Linked DNA regions of Mus musculus: all the other regions are linked to region 3. Evidence: chromatin loops called from intact Hi-C (ENCODE). Cell type or tissue: heart. All regions are shown on one strand. Links, peaks and the distances in the headings refer to the core of each region. The heading gives the core; the rest is flanking DNA.

Evidence for each region. A loop is a pair of places that touch in the nucleus more often than their neighbours do. Peaks named below come from ENCODE experiments on the same cell type or tissue, not always from the same donor. Only the 100,000 strongest peaks of a DNase experiment are listed, where the experiment ranks them.
Region 1: a loop joins it to region 3, with 2.6 times the contacts of the local background. A loop is called at or near these places in 6 of 42 quality-filtered maps.
Region 2: it touches region 3 in a loop (5-fold over the local background); 11 of 42 quality-filtered maps call a loop at or near these places.

The regions. Positions count from the first base shown.
Region 1 is chr16:43,359,251-43,365,847 of GRCm38, reverse strand. All of the region lies in intron 4 of Zbtb20 (zinc finger and BTB domain containing 20), which reads right to left. It overlaps Gm9968 (predicted gene 9968), which reads left to right and starts at 2,182. Exons shown (of 2, transcript NR_167988.1): 1 at 2,182-2,285. In heart, for the core only: no CTCF peak of the experiment used is centred there; DNase peaks (open chromatin) are centred at 1,927 and 2,817; H3K4me3 peaks cover 914 bases; H3K27ac peaks cover 1,685 bases.
Region 2 is chr16:42,187,939-42,194,535 of GRCm38, reverse strand. No RefSeq gene overlaps it. Among named protein-coding and RNA genes, the nearest start is that of Mir6540, 110 kb to the left of the region's middle. In heart, for the core only: a CTCF peak has its summit at 4,262 (motif pointing left); a DNase peak (open chromatin) is centred at 4,175; H3K4me3 peaks cover 1,589 bases; H3K27ac peaks cover 1,874 bases.
Region 3 is chr16:42,911,202-42,917,798 of GRCm38, reverse strand. All of the region lies in intron 1 of Zbtb20 (zinc finger and BTB domain containing 20), which reads right to left. Gm19522 (predicted gene, 19522) reads left to right here and starts at 5,729. Exons shown (of 4, transcript NR_040402.1): 1 at 5,729-5,996. In heart, for the core only: a CTCF peak has its summit at 2,857 (motif pointing right); no DNase peak of the experiment used is centred there.

The DNA.
Region 1 (6,597 bases), core at 1,524-4,023, 450 kb before region 3:
TGTATGTGGTTGGTGTGTTAGCAGAGACACACACAGGAAGACTTCCATGTAGCTCTGGATGGCCACTGAGCTCCATACATTTCTTAGGTCATGTTTGAAAGTTCAGAACACAATTTTATTGTTTAGCTTTGTAGAAAATAACAAAATAAATAAAAGTACCCCATAATATATTATATATATGAATAGTTCAATAATTACTAACATGGACTAACAGAAATGTAGTCTATCATACCAGGCTTTCCTTTCTGGCCCTAACTTATTGAAGCAACATTGTTTCACACCGAAAGCTAATCGATTTGATGAACCTTGGAAACTACAGGAGCTGTGCTAGGAAGTCATTTGCTCTAGAGGTCACTGACAAACCCTGGTGTGACTGTAGCAGTACACAGTGTCTGAGGGCACTTGGGACATAGGAGCATGCATGAGTTCTGTGGTTAAGAATCCAAATCGCCCAATATAGCAAACAAACTTCCAGAGCTAAGTATCAATGTTATACACTGAATCACTGTACCAGTTGGAGCAAAGGTAAATACACATAACAGATACATAGGAGATGCATCTGTAAAATCAGCTGTTATTAAAACATTTTCAGCCCTAGAAGAAATCTACTGGCAATGTGTTAATAGCAAAGGCAGCTAAAACAATAAAATGGCATTTCTTCCCAAATATTTAAGGACATTGAGTAAGGACCCCTTAGGCTGGGTTGTGGTTCTGGGAAATTTAAGCCTATGAGAACCATATTGGGAACATCAAAGACTCTTTCCCCTCCCCAAAGAGCAATTCACTTCAGAGGATGCCACATAGACAAATAATTTAATAGCCACCATGGGTTTTTTGTTTGTTTGTTTGTTTGTTTTTTGTTTTCTCTTTTTTTCCTTTAATATCTTAGAACATGCCACATACTTGACTTTAGAAAGGCGAGAAGGCACAGTAAGATGGAACATGTCTAGAACAACAACGAGCAGGGGCTTGACAGCAGAAGACAAGCCCACTCACCTGACATTTCACTTCTAAGGAGGGTGTGCATACCAAGAACAACACGTAAGGTCCCTACTGGCTATGACAGACCAGGCTGCAACCCCACCCCCACCCCATTCCATTCCTTTGACAACTTTCCGGAGCGTACTCAATCGGTCTCTTCTTATATTGAGGACAACACTATATTTGGGTTCAATATTGTGGAGACAATCATCAGTTTCCTTTGTCAAGACGATGAATTTCCCTGGAGCCATATAAGGAGTCTCACTGCATTCTTCTACTCAGTACCATGAGTACAGAAGAATAAAGAATAGGCTGTGACACATAAGGTTTTCCTGAAGTCAGATGGGGAGAGGCTCCTAACGTTTCAGAGCAGCCTCAAGGAAATGATCTCTAAAGGAAGAGTCCTCGCAAACTTTTTGTGGCTCATCTACTACAGATTTTCTATCTGGCTCAGCTAGCTGTGCACATGGCACAACTGCTCAGAACAGAAATGCATCAAAAGTTAGCAGAGGGAGAGAAACTTCAAATGAATAATTATTCCCACTTTCACTTCCCCCTCCCACCACCCTGAGCTCTTCCTCCCTGCCCCAGTCACTCACCTACCTTCCTCCTCCCACCAGCATGTTTGCTAGGCATGTCAAAGCTGACAGCCCTCTGTGGCAGCAGCACAAACCCTAGTCCTGCAGGCTGCTTCGAAGCAGAGCCTCAAGGCTCTGCCCTTGTCCAGAGTGCGCTCAGCTGTACACACTAAAACTCCTTACCACTCTGATTGTTTGGCAGGCTTTTTTAAATGTTTTTTTTTCTTTTAAAATACCCTTTATTTCCTGCCTGCCTCAGAGACACCAAGAATAGAATCCTTGATACATCAGAGTCTGGAAGCTCCCCCCCACTCACCAGGACTGTGGTTCCTGATCCAGGGAGTGACGGCTGAGAGTCACACAGTCTCTTGAGAGTGTCCAGGCCTGGCTGCTAAGCTCCCTGCTCTGATTAGTCTGTCGAGTTCACAGTGTTCCAGAGTGCTGAAGCACAGAAATTAGGGAGGGGAGGTGGAAGGAAAATCACTGGAGCCTCTTACGATCTAACTTCCACTAACTGAGAGGAAATGTCTTATAAATAAACAACAGCAAGAGAAACACACACCAAAAAAAAAAAAAAAAAAACAAAAAAAAAAAAACTATCCCATCCTGCCAGAGGAATGTACATTATTGTCTCCCGACGGAAAACTTTGCACCACACCAGAATGCAGCCATGTCTCCTGAAACTACCTCTCTTAAAACAGAAAGAAAAGAGACTCAAGAAGGGAGGTAGGGAAGCTTTTCTCATGTCCTTGAATTCTGTTGGGAAGTTCACGTGAGTTCCCAGGATACAGGCTACTCTAAGCAGTTTCACAGAGTCTGTGTTCCAGGGTTTCGTGCGGAGGCTGCTTATTAACAAAATTTCATTTCTGCCCAGATCATTGCTCTACCATCCGGACATTTTCAGAAGGGAAGTTCAGGGAGGGTGTGGGGTGGGGGTGGGGGTGGGGAGAGGGTGCAACTGTGGAGGAGAGGAAGAAAAGAGGACAAAGGGAAACTCCTGATGACCCAGAATGCCCTAGCCATAGCCAAGAGCCATGAGAAGCAAGCCCCCACCCAACACCGTCCCCTGCTTGTTGAGGACTTGACGATGGGGTTGTGTGTAATCTACTTACTCTTTCTGCTCGGGAGGCTGAGGTTCCTACATTTCCAGCTCATGCTGGACTGTACCGTAAGCAACAAGTGAAATGAGTTCGGTGAGCTCATTCTAGTCCTTCGACTCCTGTCCACATCACTAAGCGACTGCACAGCTTGGCACAGGCCAGGATGAGTCAGCAGTCTCTGGTCATGAGAGGCCAGGCCTGGAATAGCATTGGGGTGTGTGTGTGTGTTGGGGGTTGGGGGGGGGGGGAGGCAGGTCAGGAGCAAAATGAAGCAGAAAGCCAGCCTAGATGGCAGGACTCAACTGTGTAATATGCAGGATACTGCAGGTCACAATGAAAGAGCCTCATTAGCCCTGGGGTAAAGAATATAAAACTGCAGAAAGAACGGCCGTAAGAACAAAACAGACTCTGAAGGCTAAAGCATGCTGGTTATTATTACTACATGAGCACCTATTTATTCATGTGCTGTAAGTTCAAGTAAAAACAGGTAGTTCCATACTATATTGTTTTAGCATTCTGATATGTTTTCCAATTGCTAAGTAGCAAAACAAAAAAGCAAATATAGCCGTTATATAGAGAAGTAATATACTCTATAAAGTAGTTGTAAGAGTAACTGATACATCAAGGATGGATATTTGGGATGACTGCATCCTTTGTGTAGACACAAAATCATTAAGTCTACATCAAGTCTGACAGTAGAAAAGAGCTGAGAGGAAAGAGACACAGCAAGTTCAATGGTGCACACAGGGAGCACTGCATCGCGTCTAGTTCTACCCAATACGTATAGTATCCAGGACTCTGTTAGACAGTGACCGCCAGGATTCCGAAGCATCACTCCTGTGCTGTACACTATAATACAGCCAGAGGTAAGCCAAAAGAAAGGAGGGGTAAAATCTAAGTTAAAAAAAGAAATCAGTGATGGAGAGGCAAGCTGTGCTATAAATCAACTGATGAAAACTACCTAAAACAGACAGAAAGATACCAATGTAGGTAAGGCTCCTGAGCGGGAGACTGGGAACCCTCGACACGGAAGGGGAAAGTCCGGCTGTGGTTTGGAGCTGTGTAGCATGGGAAGCAGAATGAGCCTCCAGAGAAGAAAAACACTAGTGAACAACTTGAAGTTTGAAGGGGAGCCGCCAAGATCTAGAACACATTCTTAGCTTTTAGCTCTCAGAGGCACAAGGTTGTGTCTGTTAAGAAAACATGTATGACAGGCTATGTAGCTTCTGTCCCACAGCATGTCAGTAGAGTATCCTATCACATGTTCAATGAATTTCCTAGTCTGTTTCCTTCTCTTTGAAAGGGGGGTGACCGTATCATCCTAATTGGCGTTATAAAGGCTGAGTTGATGTTTATCTATTTTTGTCATGGTATGTCTGTCTGACGCCGAATACACCAGAAACTACTATTATCACTAGCATCACTTATCACCCTTATGTGCCCAGTCAGAGAAGCTCTGCCATTGGTGTCCCACCAGATTGAGTAGAACCAGAAGAAATACTACAGGAGATCAGTTGGATGTAGGGCTTACCATGCTGCTTTGAAGAGCTTGTTTTCATGTGGGATTTTCAGTGTTACAATGTGAATACGGGGGATGCTGATGATCTATTATGTGAAAACCTTGATTGGGGAATCCATGTTATCAAAGGAACTGGGAGCCTGACAGTGTCTAGTAACCAGAGGCCAAAAGAAAAAAAAAAATGAGGGAATTTTTAGAAGCTACTCCAAAAGCAACAGGATAAAAGTGCTATTGGCCTTGACCACATGATGAGGCTGTTTTACCAAAGGGGAAAACTTAGTCCAGTTGATTGTCCCAGCCTAATTGATTAATTGTGGGTCTGACCATCTGGCTGATGAATGCTGACACCCAGCAGTGATTACTGTGTAACACAAGTCCGGATGTGCTCTCCATGATGCCTCCCACATTAATGGTAACACTGACCCCCAGGTTAGTTTATTTAGGCCTCTTGGCTCAGTCTCTTCATGGAACAGTGGTTGTGGCAGGGAATATTTTACTAGACCTGGTCAAGCATATCTTCTTCTCCTGTTTCAGTGGCCGCTCCTTTCCAATTCCACCCCGATCCTCTCCTGAGCCCTCTCGCACATAATCGGTTTTCATGCAAAGCCCTCCATCTGCACTTTTCATCATGTGGCCGAGGCTCTCATCTCTGGTCGCTCTATTGTGAAGAAGGTTGTTGGACTGGCCTGCAAGGGGAGCCCATGGAGTCCTTTTCACTGTGTTATCTGGACTGGTTTACTATCACTTACTCATATGGTTACAAAACAGAAATTATTTCATCCAAATCTTGAAACTGAGCTAAAGTTCTACAATATTTCAATTCTGTATGAAGATTAAGAGAAGATAATTCTTACATCTTAAAGTTATTTGTCATTCTTAGATGTGTGCCATGGATAGGAACCATCCTTGTCCTGAAACTAACTTGAGATTTCAGGGAAGCATTTCTGAGTTAGAGAAACTGTATCAGGCTGAAGAAAATAGCAGGGTACAGTAAGCGTGCCACCTACAAACCACTCTACATCCGGACACAGCATGTACGCACAATTCCCTGGGCAAATCAGATTTGAACACATGCAAACTTTAGATATTACAAAAAGTTTATTTTCTTCTTCATTCTATTTGGTGGAGAGGTAGGGGACAGTAAGCCCACAGCAAATGGCTTGAAAAGCTTGTGTGAGGAGTCACAACGGACAGTCATCCTTTCTCTGTTCTTTTCCCATCCTGATTTCTACCTTGAAATCATCCGTCTCCTGGTCTCCACAGACACTGAACTCCTCTGTGTTTGGGCTGTATTGGTGTTAATTTTCAGCAGAGAGTGGTAGCAGCATGCTGAAATACAGAGTTCTGTGTGGGGAGTTGGGAAATATTTTTGGCATGGCTGTCAGTAAACAACTCTGTATCTTGGGCAAGTCAAGTCCCTTAACTCCCCATGTCTCAGTTTCTTCATTGAAAAATGATAGGGTAGGACTGCATGAACTCTGCTGTTTCTGCCAACAGTAAGATTCTATGGTTCTATAGCTCATTTCCCTTTTTCTCCCCTCTGGCATCAAATGCTCAACAACTCTGCATAAAATAATTTTTCTTTTTCAGTTACTGAAGGAAAAATATCTCCTTCATTTACTGCTGGGCATTTTCTATTTGTACCCCCTCTTTCTTTTTGATGTTAGATATTTTGAGTCATAAACATGAACATATTCAGATAGATGCTTTAAATTTGAAGGCATTTAAGGAGAATAGCTTTCCCATGTAGAACATTTAGTATAGCTCTGCATGGAGGAAGCCAGCCATCCAAAGTGGAGCAAAGGGGCCAATTCACAAATGAGAGGAAGCCTTTCATAATAAGAGTCTCCAGGCTCTTCAATTTAGATAAAGCTCAAATGCTATCAACTCCCAACTACGTTTCCAGTCAGCCCCAGACACCATCACAGACACTTAGGACTACAAATCTGAGGACCAACGCTGGCAGGGATGCCGCTCTTATTTCACCTCCACCATCCATTGCCAAGTAGGATTTAGGATGGCATAGTAATAAGAGCCAAGAGGACAATCTGTCATTTATTTTCCTCCAAACTTTTTGAAATTTCCCATTTGGGCTCTGTTTCCCAGTTTTAATTTGGTAACTGCCATTTTTCAGCATTTCTTTTAACAGGTTACTAATAATTTCTGATACAGGATCTCATATTTCATTTTCTGCTGCTAGAACTTGCTGTTAATATTTCATCTGCCTTCAACTCAGCTCAGAATAAAGGCTGCTACATTTTAGATACTCTGTTAACACTTAGGTTCTGGGAATTTCATCTCCAGAGTTCACTTAGTTTATCCATATCTGGTTAAGTAACAGGTTGATGGTACAGGCAGTATCTCAGGGTGTGCTGCTAAACATGTTGCAGATTCTTGTGGTAGCTCTTCTCCAAATCTC
Region 2 (6,597 bases), core at 2,761-5,260, 720 kb after region 3:
AGCAACTGGGCTGAGGACAGAAGGAAAAGCAGAGCTCTCTGGCTAAGGATAAGTCTTAGCAGTGTGCTTGTCCAGCATGTGTGAGGTCCTGGGGTTGGACGACAGTACTCCATAAAACCAGGTATGGTGGCACGTGCTTATAGTGCCAACTGAGAGACCAAGGCAGGAAGAGCTCAAGCTCAAGTCCTTGACTGTGCAGTGACTTCAGACTGGGATACATGGCCTACATCTCAGAGAAACGAGTTTCTTTCTTTCTTTCTTTCTTTCTTTCTTTCTTTCTTTCTTTCTTTCTTTCTTTCTTTCTTTCTTTCTTTCTTCCTTCCTTCCTTCCTTCCTTCCTTCCTTCCTTCCTTTCTTTCGTTCTTTCTTTTTCTTTCTTTCTTTCTTTCTTTCTTTCTTTCTTTCTTTCTTTCTTTCTTTCTTTCTTTTTTTTTTTTGCTTGTTTATTTGTTTTTACATCCTCAGCCAGGCAGTGGTGGCACACACCTTTAAGCCCAGCACTTGGGAGGCAGAGGCAGGTGGATTTCTGAGTTCAAGGCCATCCTGGTCTACAGAGTGAGGTCTAGGACAGCCAGGGCTACACAGAGAAACCCTGTCTCAAAACAAACAAGCAAGCAAACAAACAAACCTCAAAAGGCTATCCATTAATATTCAACATATTAAACATTGACCAGCTAAGTGTTCAGCAACATGAAAATAAATATTTGTATCTGTCCCTTATGTTTGATATTGAATCCAGAACATTGAGAATGTTTTGTTAGTTTGCCTGTTTGTTTGTTGTTTGTTTTAAGGACTTGAAGTTACATTTCTGTCTACCTCATGGAAGGATTCCTGGTTTCTTACTCTAAAATCTTCTTCTTCTTCTTCTTCTTCTTCTTCTTCTTCTTCTTCTTCTTCTTCTTCTTCTTCTTCTTCTTCTTCTTCTTCTTCTCCTTCTCCTTCTCCTTCTCCTTCTCCTTCTCCTTCTCCTTCTCCTTCTCCTTCTCCTTCTCCTTCTCCTTCTCCTTCTCCTTCTCCTTCTCCTCCTCCTCCTCCTCCTCCTCCTCCTCCTCCTCCTCCTCCTTCTCCTTCTCCTCCTCCTCCTCTTTTTCCTCCTCCTCCCCCTCCTCCTCCTCTTTTTCCTCCTCCTCCCCCTCCTCCTCCTCCTTCTTGTCCTCCTCCTCCTTCTTTTCCTTCTTCTCCTCTTCAAGATTTTATTCATTGTACGGGAGTACATTGTTGCTATATCTTCAGAGACACCAGAAGAGGGCATCGGATCTTTTACAGATGGTTGTGAGCCACCTTGTGGTTGCTGGGAATTGAACCCAGGACCTTTGGAAGAGCAGTCAGTTCTCTTAACCGCTGACCTCTTCTCCTTCTTGATCACTGTCCATTCCAGAAGATTTAAAAGTTCCATTGAAAGGCTTTGTTTTCTTCTAAGGTACTTAAGACTAAGTCTCTGCTACATCATTTGTGAGATTTTAATGTGTTTCTGGGGGGAGGGGAGGGGGGAAGGAGGAGGAGGAGGAGGAAGAAGATGAAGAAGAAGAAGAAGAAGAAGAAGAAGAAGAAGAAGAAGAAGAAGAAGAGGAGGAGGAGGAGGAGGAGGAGGAGGAGGAGGAGGAGGAGGAGGAGGAGAGAGGAGAGAGAAGAGAAGAGAAAGGAGAGAGAGGAGGAGAGAGAAGTTTATACAATTAAAATAAGCAATAAGTGTCAGTATAGAAGGATGATGCTCCCAACTCTTTGAAATGTCCACCTAATGTCTGTCAATTGTCATTGTCATCATCACTGTCATCTTATTTGCTTTTAGAAAGAGGGATCTGGCAGAGTTTCCCATTGCACTTAATAGATGCACCTACCTTAAGTTCCTTCCAGGCTTTAATGGGTTCTCAGTATTGGCTTGTGATCTTGAGCTTTTCCGAGTCCTTCTCCACCTGGTTTCACTTCTGCTTCTTCACACTGCCCTGTGGGACACAGTGCTCCTCACTGCACTGTCAGGGAGCCTGTGATTTTGATTTTGATTGGTTCTATTACCAATAATATTTACTTTGGCCCTTTGATTCAGGTCGAGTCTTACAGAAAAAGACTATACAGTGCATAATTCCTCTTTTTTTAAAAAAAATTAAATTACCTGCACCGAAATCTTGGCTTTATTGCTGCTTACCACTTGTATGGTCATGATCACTGTTCATTAACGGATGTTATGATCATTGTGCCCACTGCGCAGGCTGTGACAAAAAGCAAATTTAGCCCAGGAAGATCTCTGGTTTATTTTATTGTGTGATTTTTTTTATTGATTTGCAAAACTTTTTATAATAAAGTTTATAAGATTTTTAAAACAAGAAATCCCCTGTCCATGATGGTATTACAGATATTTGGATACTGAAACAAAATGAGATTTCCTAACTTGTGTAAGGAAAATAAAATGAAAGTTTGTTTCTCACAAACGTAGTCATGTTTCAGGATCTTTTTCTTCTTCTATAAAATCATACATGAATCTCTGGGACCAGAGGGCATTCCCAAAGGGGTAACTTCAGTAGATGGCTCCTATTTTTCTCCTTGATCAAGTGGGTGAGTCTTACTGCTTCGTTGTCACACTCCTTCATGGGACCATCACCATAGCTCCCATACCTCTGGTCTCAAGTAACTCGGCGCTCCATTTCCTGAAATTTAATAACATCTCCCACCCAGGTGTGCGGAATATGTGTGTTGCCTCTTGGCCACAGCCTTTATTCAGCCTTTCTTCCCATCCTAAATCCTTATTCCTCAGTAGTCCCCTCCACACCAGCCTCTGTCAACCTTCCTTTTCTCTGATACATCCTCCCTGTGTCGGGTGGCTTCATAGAAACACAGTGATCTCTAGCTCCAACGTGTGACAGGATTGATCAGGTGAAAAGCAGTCCCGTAGAGGGGCTGTGCAAACGGCATAACAGTCCTGCAACGGCTAGGAAGCCATTTCTTCCACGCTACAGGAGCACCAGTCCCTCGGGTGGGTCCCACTTCTGACCATCCTTGAGAAGCAGTGTCTGGAGATATTTCCTCTGGGAAAAGCTGTAACGGCAGACTGCTACACCAAGATCCTCATTCTTAAAGCACTATTAGCACAGGAGGAATCCTGTCTAAAAGCAGTCGGTCGAATAATTCTAATCCTTTAAAAGCTAATAAATAAATAATTAAATAAATGAAGAGCCGTCTGCTCCGAGAGAGAGAGAGAGAGAGAGAGAGAGAGAGAGAGAGAGAATGAGAATCAGGCCTAGTTACCTTCTTTGAATGGAAAAGGCACCTGTGTATTCTCACAACTTAAAGGCAAGGAAAATGCGGGCAGTTAATTTCTTAACTAACCTTACCTCATCATATAAAAGTTGAACACCGTTATTTTACTACCCGTCTTGTAAAAGCAGTGCGCACCTGGCTCAGAGCCGCCAACAAATGGCTATTACTCTGCCATCATTGTGGTCTTTCTCTCCATCCTATCCTGCTTTGGAAATTTATTGGAGGGATCAGAATCTCTGTGGGGCTCCAGACTCTCAAAGTGTGCTTGCTTAAGGCGTGGTGGTATGTGATACATGGTGTGGGGTGGGGTGTGTGTGTGTGTGTGTGTGTGTGTGTGTGTGGACTTGTGTGTCCAGCCACAGAGAATCCTCAGGTTGACAGAAGCGTTACCGCCATCTGCTGCTGAATTGAGCCTACTGCGATTTGCAGGAAACTGAACCCGCAGGGGAAGAATGTTAATCAATCCTTCCCCTACACGGAGCCTGTGGGCTACTTCTAATCTCGCCTGTCACCCAAAAGGCCAAGCAAGCTGCTGTTTGGATTCACAGTGACCTGGCTAACAAAGATGAAGGCTCCAGCTACTCCAGCTACCTGGGAAGGGGACTGAGGAGCTCAGGAATGTGACCCCCTTGCATCGCAGGCGGGGAAGAGCTGGGGCAGGGAAGCAAAGGGGACCTCGGTAGGCTGCTGGGCTCCTAGGGGCTCCCCCAGCTATGCTTCTTGATGCTCTGATCGTAACGGCACCACTGGCTCCTTTGTTTCGGGAAAAGATCTATCTGTATTGGCCTGAGGCAGACTTTACCCCTCCCGCTTGCATCAGGAATCCTTTGCTTCTTCGCCGCGCCCATCCGTGGACATCCAGGGAGCAGGCGGAAACCTTACGCGGCTGTCAGCAGCGGTGATGGGTGACGCCAAGAGAGCAGCCGCTGGCGCCCGCCCTCCAAGCACTTCCTGCCGCGCTGGATGGCGGTGCGGGCTCGCTGGCGCGCACCTCTGCCCCCTCGTGGCACGTGCAAGCATCGCGGCTTCGCAGACGCCACAGCCCACCCGCACCCGAGGCGGGGCGGGGACACTGGAGTGCTTTTCATAGGGACTTTTTTTTTTTTTTTTCCTTTCGTTTCCATTCAACTCCTGGCATCACAAAAAGGGTTTCCAGGTTCACTCAGTTACTTATTAATGGCAGAAGTGAGGGTGGGTGAGGGGGATAGAGCGAAGAAAGGAAAGAGACTAAAAACATGTTTGCGGCGAGGAAAGAGAGGATTAGGAAAAAATTGAACGATGTTAAGAAGGGAGAGAGGCAAGGTGACAGTGACGAGAGACTGGAGTGACAGCAGAGGTTGTGGGAAGAATACAAGGAGCAACAGTTTGGGGGGCGGGGGGAGGCTGCTTCCGCTCAAGAAAAGGAGGGCGTGACATCCGGGAGAGGTAAAAGCTCATTTTGATGAAGTGAACCCTGTGAACATTTCAATATGCCTCTCTCCTAGTTTACATCCCATTTTGGTTGACAGCTGCTGAAAATGAGTTTCCATCTTTCTGTCTTGTTTTAATATTCTCTTGTATCCCACATCTCTGAGATCATTAGAGGCAGAAAACAATTATGTCATCCATCCCTGTGCCTGATAGAATCCTCAGGCACATGCTGGCTTATTAACTCCAGTCTTTCCCTGCCACCATCAGCCGCATCTTTTTGTTCTTCTTCTGATTCATGCACAGTCACACGCAATCTCTCCCCCTCACGGCTGATCTCTATGGACTCACGGACCCTTAGGGAAATACAAGTGTAGCTGCAAAGAATCCAATTGCATGTGACAAATACTTTTCCAGGGCTTCTGCCACCTATTCGTCAACAACAACAACAACAACAAAAAGTAAAGCTAACCTGTAAAAGCCACAGGGAGTCACAAACAGTGCTTCTTTGGAGTCACATCTGTAGCCCTTGACTCCTCCCTTTTGTCTTCTTCGACACAACAAAAGGAAAGAGATTTTGCTGGTTCTGTGTTGGCCTGATCTCCATGCAAGCTGTAAAAAAGGTTGAAAGGAATTTTCTAGACACCAGCCTTAGTCACTACTATTTTGCCAACACTGTTGAATTTGATTCCAAAATTGGAGAGGGAGGTCACATTTCAAAAGCCTGGACAGGATGATAAAAACTGTTTTGGCAGAAGATTAATCGTTGCAGATGGGTGTGGGCAGTGGTGCCCAAACTCATTTACCATAACAAATGGTTTCATGAAAATGTTTTGGTCAATACAGCTTATTTTACCACATTGTGGGCTGGTTGTAGGGGTGGAATGGGCATCTCCTGATTCAGTGTTATCAAGATTCTTTCAGAGGCTCCTCTCAGGAAGGGAGCCTCCTTCTGGACAGTGCCAAGGATACCTGAAGATAGAAATTCAGCTTGGACACAAGCCATTTTCCATTACAGCCAATGGACTGTGTTGCAGAAAAGCACCTTAAATGGGGGAAAATACTTTGGGAATCTGAAACCAACCAACCAACCAACCCCCCCGAAAAAGAACCCCAAAAGTCAAAAATAAAATAAAATAATGAAGGCTGAAAGCCACTGAAGTGTCTATAGTCTCGGTTTCTCTTAGTGTCTCTGTCCTTTGCGGGCTGGTGGCCACTTTTATGCTGTGTCTGCACCTGGACTTTCTGTTGAGCAGGGTGCTGGTTCATTCTTGTTGTTTCTTTGTTTCTTCCTCTTGTCTAAGGACAAGAGTCAGCTTGAAGACAGTTGTTTTCTGTTGTTGTTTCTCATCCCCTTGAGTCACAGGTGGTTGCGAGCTGCCTATGGGGCTATGTAGGTGCTATTACTAGAGTCTTCCGGAAGAGCAACTTGTGCTGAGCCATCTTTTTAGCCTCTTAGCCCTTGCTTATAACTTCCTCCTCAGTTCCTTCTTTAGAGTTTCTGCCTCCGCCCTCCAAATGCACTGACATACATGCAAAGGCGCTGGAGGTTAAGGTTAGGATATATAAATCCTAGGGGGTGCCACCTAGTTAGTATCACTCTCTAAGCGTGCTCAGATGGGTTATTGAGCATCTGCTTTCCAGATTTCACAAGGATAGAGAAGTCTGCAGTGGAGAAAAACCTCATGGTAGACACAAAAGACCCAGTAGGTCTGTGGTTACCCTGTGCAGATGGCTGTGTCGCCTCAAATAAGAGTTTTCTGAACTTGGGTTCCCTCAGTTGGGAAACAGACTAACTGCTACTGCTCCACCGTGGATTGTCTGTGAATATAATTGTGCCCAGACGCCTAAGGCAGTGAGTTAGGAGTCATTGTGGAAACCACCAGCTCTGCTTCACTGAGTGTTCTTCCCACAGCTTATCTTCCAAGTGGTAAGTTT
Region 3 (6,597 bases), core at 1,334-3,833:
GAATCATATGATTGATGAAGTTGAATTTGGATGCAAGGATAAACATATTGTAACATTAGACCTTAAAAAAATAAAAAGCAGTCATTCTCACAGTTTGCAATAAAAACTGATGGAGTAGCTTTTATAAGATACATGTGACTTTGGAATCCATGCATATGAAAACTCACTTGCTGATTGTGATACATCTGAGACTATATGTAGATGACATAAAAGTCAACTAATATTTTCTCAATTGATTGGACCAGCTACAATGCAGGATTCCTGAGTTTCATTGACCAATTACTGGTGATGGAGCTTGGATAACTAAAATTTAAGAAATACTGTAAGGTGATTATTATGCACCCTGATGCTTAAAAACCAATGAACTATATGGTATAATAATTAAATGTTTGAAAACATTTCCCATAACAATTGCTTACTTTTTAAAAATTAGCTTCTATACTTAATAAATATGATCAAAAGCAACTTGTGAACACTAAGTATAAAAAGTTATTTAAAGACAGTAGATGTAGTCTTGTTTTACATTTACTAGTTATTAAGGCAAAATACAGAAAATTTCGAAAACATCTCTAAAGAGTCTGCTGCCACAGAGGAGCATTCTAAGTAATGCCCCAGATTTGAATGTTCTTAAGCTGTGTGTGTTGCTCTGACTTGGACTTTATTATCGTTCCTTCTTTAGTTACAGCAGTAATTGCAGGGACACTCCTTAGTATTTGTACACTGTTTTTACTACTCGTGAAAGCTTTACAGACATGAACTCACTCGTTTAATCCTCACAATAACTCTATAAGAGTTTATAGGAAAGGTAACATCTACTATTGCTTTTTAAAAATTATAAAGGCAAACTTAAAAAGTTAAGTGAATTATCCAATCCTAAGTTTATTTGTGTTTTCAGTGATATGTGGACTTAAAACTCAAGCATAAGTTCCATACAAAAACATGTGAAACTTAAACCTTAACTCTGACTTTAACAAGTTATGAATAAAGTTTAAAATAGCATGAAATAATATGTAGGTGGCAAGTAGTTGCTCTTTAAAAATATTCTACTTATTTTATAGCTTAAAAGAGAAAGATGGTGGTAGCCCAATCAACCAAACTAAATATTTAATAAAATGCAAAATCTTACGGTGCCTCTCTCTTATAATTCCCATGCCCACTTTAAATGTAACCCTGTAAGAAGAGCTTTCTCTTCTGAGTCATGAGATAACAGGTAATATTTTCAACAATGAGTAATTTAACTTTTAGCTATAGTAGTAATTCAAAAACTGAGATGTCAAAGGTACAAAAATAATGTAAACACAAGAGCAGGCCTTCCAAAACTCATGAGTTGACACCCTTCAGATCAGCCGGATCAGTCCAATTCTTTTATGCACTGATGTAGGAGGGCCAAGTATCTCATTCACATTAGCACAAGAATTTTGTTGTGAAGCTGAAATTAGAAACCGAGCATTGACTACTGCACAGCCAACCATAACACACACACAAACAGAAAATGTCATTTTAATAAGGAGCACTCACAAAAAGGGACCTATCATGACTGCCCTCCAAAAGACCCAACAAGCAGCTGAAAGAGTCAGAGGTAGATAGTTGCACCCAACCAATGGACAGAAGCAGCTGACCCATTGTTGAATTAGAGAAGGCTGGAAGAAGGTGAAGAAAAGGGTGATCCTGTAGGAGGACCAGCAGTCTCAATTAATCTGGACCCCCGAGATCTCTCAGATACTGGACCACCAAACAGGCAGCATACACCAGCTGATATGAGGCCCCCAACATACATACAGTAGAGGACTGCCCGGTCTGTGTTCGTTCAAAGATGATGCACCTAACCCTCAAGAGACTGGAGGCCCCAGGAAGTTTAGAGATCAGGTGGGGTGGGGTGGTGGGGACATCCACGTGGAGACAGGTGGGTGGGGAGGAGGTGTGGGAAGTGGAACAGTTAGAGGGTGGATGGGGGGAATAAAATATGGAGTGTAAAAAAATAAATTAATTAAAAAAAGAAGAAAAACTAAATATATACATATATATATACATACATATATACATAATATATATACACACACATATATATATGTGTATATATATGTGTGTGTGTGTGTGTGTGTGTGTATAGTATCAAAGAGAAAGTTAGAGAGGATTGTTTGAAAAGGAGCTAAGTCAAAAGGTGTTCTTCCAAGAGAAATTCTTTGAAAACCATTTAAATCTTGGAGAGAGAAGGATAAAGTAAGTGTGTATATGTGTGTGTGTGTGTGTGTTGTGTATTATGTGTGTGTGCAAAATAAATAAATGTGTCATAAGCTGCCCAGTATAAGTATTCATGTGAACCTCAAGTGACTTGAGTGAGTATTCTGAGTACCATAGAAGGTTCCAGAATGACAGACAGTCATACATAAGTCTCATCCTCCAGCCCAGGGCTTACACAGCCTATATGCTCAGAAACAATGACAAGTGAATGTGAGAAGTGGTATTACAAGGGATGCATAGAAAAGTTCCCATCAGAATTCAAAAGAAGAAATAGCTTGGTGTCTGATGTGCTTAGTTTCAGTTTTATAAGCGGTAAGAACTGGGTGAAAATCTCTTGTCTTCTCCATCTCTAACTCTAAGTTAAATACATCCCTCCCTGAACTCAGCATTTTAAAATTTTCAATACTAGTATGAGAGAGGGAAATACACAGATCCTAATATTTTCTTGAGAATTAAGAATTCTCGAACACACTAAAACACTTCATACGTATTTTTGTAACATTAATGCAAAACCAAGGCTTAGAACAAATTGCAAATATTTTTCTGAATGTCCAGTTGTTTCCTTTTCACTGGCTCATGCATTAGTTACTCTCATAGCAACAGGGACACAAGGTGGCACTGTCGTGCTGACATTCATTCCAGGCCCTTTCTAAATGGACAAATTTGAAAGAGGCAAGAGGGGCTATTGTGGCAGTTAAAACCAGAGTTGTGATGCTGGCCTCCCAGGTCTGCCAGGACTTACAGGGGCTAAGGAAAAACAAATCTTTTTGAATTTCATGAAAATCACATTATGATTTTATAGAAGACAGTGTATTCTCTGATGGCATCGCCTAAATATCATGTCTGTGTTCATAAAATGTTCAAAGGCATCCAGTTCAGCTTTGCCAGTAGAAACTCAGAAGTGAGCGGTGTACCACGGATAAGCTGTGGACACGGACCACCTCTCCATCTAGTGGCCAGTGGGAAAGAGGAGCCATGGAAGCTAGGCTGCACTCCACTCACTTAAAACTTACTTAAAACTGTCTTTTCTCAGACGACCCGCAGGCAATTAAGTCCTTCAGTCTGTCAAAAAAATAATTTTTGGTTTATTGCAATTATTGAGTCATTAAATATGACCAATAATATATCGTGATATTTACTTAACCCTGATCCCACCACCTCAAAGTTAAAGTGCTGTGCTCTCTCAGACCAGAAGCTCTTTCTACTCTTCCACCATTGCAAACCCAAACTTCCTCCATCCACTTTTAGCTTATAAACAGAAACTATGAACAGAGAGAGCTACAAATAAAGCTACCTAAAACAAAAATCACACTGCTGAAGACTTAAAAAATAGAATCAGATAAGTTTTACTGTTTTACTGTCAAAGAAAAAAAAAATCCTGCAAAACAGAGATTGTGACTTATTTAAAAATCACAGTCAAAAGAAACAAGGCCTCCAGATTTAGCCACTTAAAACCCTTTCTTGCATTAATTAATACCACCTGATTCCAGAGGAAGAACTTTGTAGCAGACTGTAGGGTTTTTCTCAACATACCAGAAAAAAAAAAATAGTTTTTAAACTTTTGTTCATATGTTTCATGGCCAACTGATAGAACAAAACTATTGAGTGTAGGTACTGAAGTATCTATATCTTCATATTGGTGGGTATGCTGAGAATGTAAGAGTATAATTTTTTCTTAAAAGGAAAGAATTATCTGGATCTACTCAACATTTGCAAAGCAAGCACCAAATGGGCAGGATGCACTGAAGAATGGGCTATTACAACCTGGATTCGGGAAGCTTTTATGTAAAACAAAACCTGAATCCATTTTGTCTGATGGAAAGTTGAGAGGGTATTTTGGTTGCTGTTTTATATAAAATTATTTGGCTTTGTTTTAAGAGAAAACACACACAAACTTGGTAGATCAGTTCACCCACGTTAATTCCGCTTACGGTGCTGCTTTGGTGACTGCTTTGTTAGGAAGACTTCTTACAGAACAAATATGAAGATCTATCTGCTCAGAGCTCAAACCCCAAGGATTCAAGGACAGCAAGAGGCCTGATACTGAGAGTCCCACTCGTGTGAGACGCTTTGACTCTGCTATAACCTCGCAGAAGTGGCACCATTAGCATCTGAATCGGGATGAACAGAGTAGTTAGATCTATTGGCTTTAGCAGGATGAAAACGGAAGCTGTAGGAATGGGTCAAATAGCTTTTTCCTAAGTTGGGCACAAAGTATTTTTCTTTCACCAACTCCTCCCATTCTCAGTATTACTTATTTCAATTTCCTTCTTAAGCACATCTATTTCTTTTCCTTGTAGCAATGAAATGAGGGAATAAAGATCATTGCTGATATAAGAAACCACAAAATGGTACAAGGATTTTACTTCTTTTTAATCCTATTTGAAACCCAAGTGATAAGAATATATGACCAAGAACATAGGGACAATGAATAAATATATAAAGAGCAGGGGTGTATTTACTGAATTAAGAGGAGTTTAATGTGTCCAGTATTTTAAAAAGAAAATAAATCACCACGAAATAGTGTAAAGCAACCCTCCCAACAGCATTTGCCTGACTTCTATTTAGACAACAACAAAAAAGGCTGTCTACGTAAGGTGTTTTTATTTTAAATGACAGTCATACAGTTTTCACATGTGCATATGAGAACCAAAACAGTTACATAACCTGAAGAAGCATCCTGCTAATTATTTTTACTAATGGCTAAGTTGGCATACCCATACGAATAGAAAACACTCCTATAATCTTTGTCAGTTACATTTGCTGGAACGATCAAACTATGAAATGAATTCACAACAACAGATTACAATTAGATTGTAAATCCATATGATATTTTAAAAGGAAAACTAAAAACAGAAACTCAATTTAATAGAAAGAGAAAAACTAAAGGCTCCTAAATGTTAGCTGTTAACATTTATATAACAAATTTTATGGTTTCAAGATAGGTTCACATTGAGTTTCTTTAAGGGCAAAATAACACTATGTAATTTATAATTATTCCCATTTGTATGGTTTTCAATTTATTGGGCATCATTTTATTCTTCTAACTGCAAACTCTACTATACATGAATATATTTTTAATATAACTCCTTACATTAGTAGTTTAATTTGAGAACTTTTCAAATAAATTCTTGATTCTTAACTGCTTAATGTGAAATATGAGCATTAAATTCATCTTATCTGAAGACACAGATGTCTTCAATAGCAAAGCTACTTCTTATAGCAGCAAGGCAAACAGTATATGATAATCACGACCCTTTCAATCAGCTGTGATGGAAAGCACTCAGAATTCATGAAAACTGTGCATGGGTCCATCTGCCAACTATAGGAACTGATCAGTTTACTGTCCATGCTCCTTTCTTCTCGACATTCCTATGTAGAAAAGCTGCTAAGTTTGTCGGGATTAAAGTGGTTATGTAAGAGCTGCATTGCTTAACAGAACTACAAAACACTGCCTAGAGTCTCAGCTGAGTGTCAAAAGATTCCAGAAAGGCAAACGTTCCATGCCCTCAAGCTGATGACTCTCAAGTGAACTGTACAGTAACCGAGAAGCTTGATCCTGGAGTAGAAGAGATGTTATGGAGCCAAAATCAAGCATAGTTTTCCCTGAGTTGAGTGCAGAACCAGCAGAGTATTTGTCAATGTGTCCATTACCACAGGAGGACAGAGTCCCAGAAAAAGTCCCACTTCTAAGCCCTTGAAGGCGGCTTTGAACAACTGCTGTGGTACATACCACATGCTCAACAGTAATACAGGTAGGTGGCACTATTTCTTCTTAGAGCCTCAGAAACTTGCCTCTACTGCTTCTGAAACAGCTTGAAATTATTCTTGGCACATTAAATATAATAGGTTTCGATACTGACATGTGATTATAGGACATTTGGGTAACAGGACAAGAAGTCAGACATGTTCTAGAATGTGTAGAATGCATGTAGCCTTTAGACTTTGGGTCACAAATGAAAAGTACCTGGCTAAGTTAAGGGATTACATAATAGCAACCAAAATGTCTTATATAATGAGAAAAATAATTAAAAGACCTTGGCCTCTAAGCAAAGAACAGATTGCTTCGTTAAAACGTGGTGCTGGCACATGAAAACACAGGCAGACGGAAGGACTAGGTTAGGACCTCTGGAAGTGCATGCCATCAAGGGTCAACCAAAACTAAGTATAGACAAAAAGACATATGGAAACCTGCTACTTTGTAAGCTACTTCAAGATGATTTTTTAATGGAGAGATAAAAGCACTTACAAGTCTACCTTGCACAATTGACAGTGTGTCCACTACAGTAGGACAGCCTGTTTCTTTATGATACCAAATTTCTAAAATTTGTATTTTATAGAGCCAAATAACTGAAA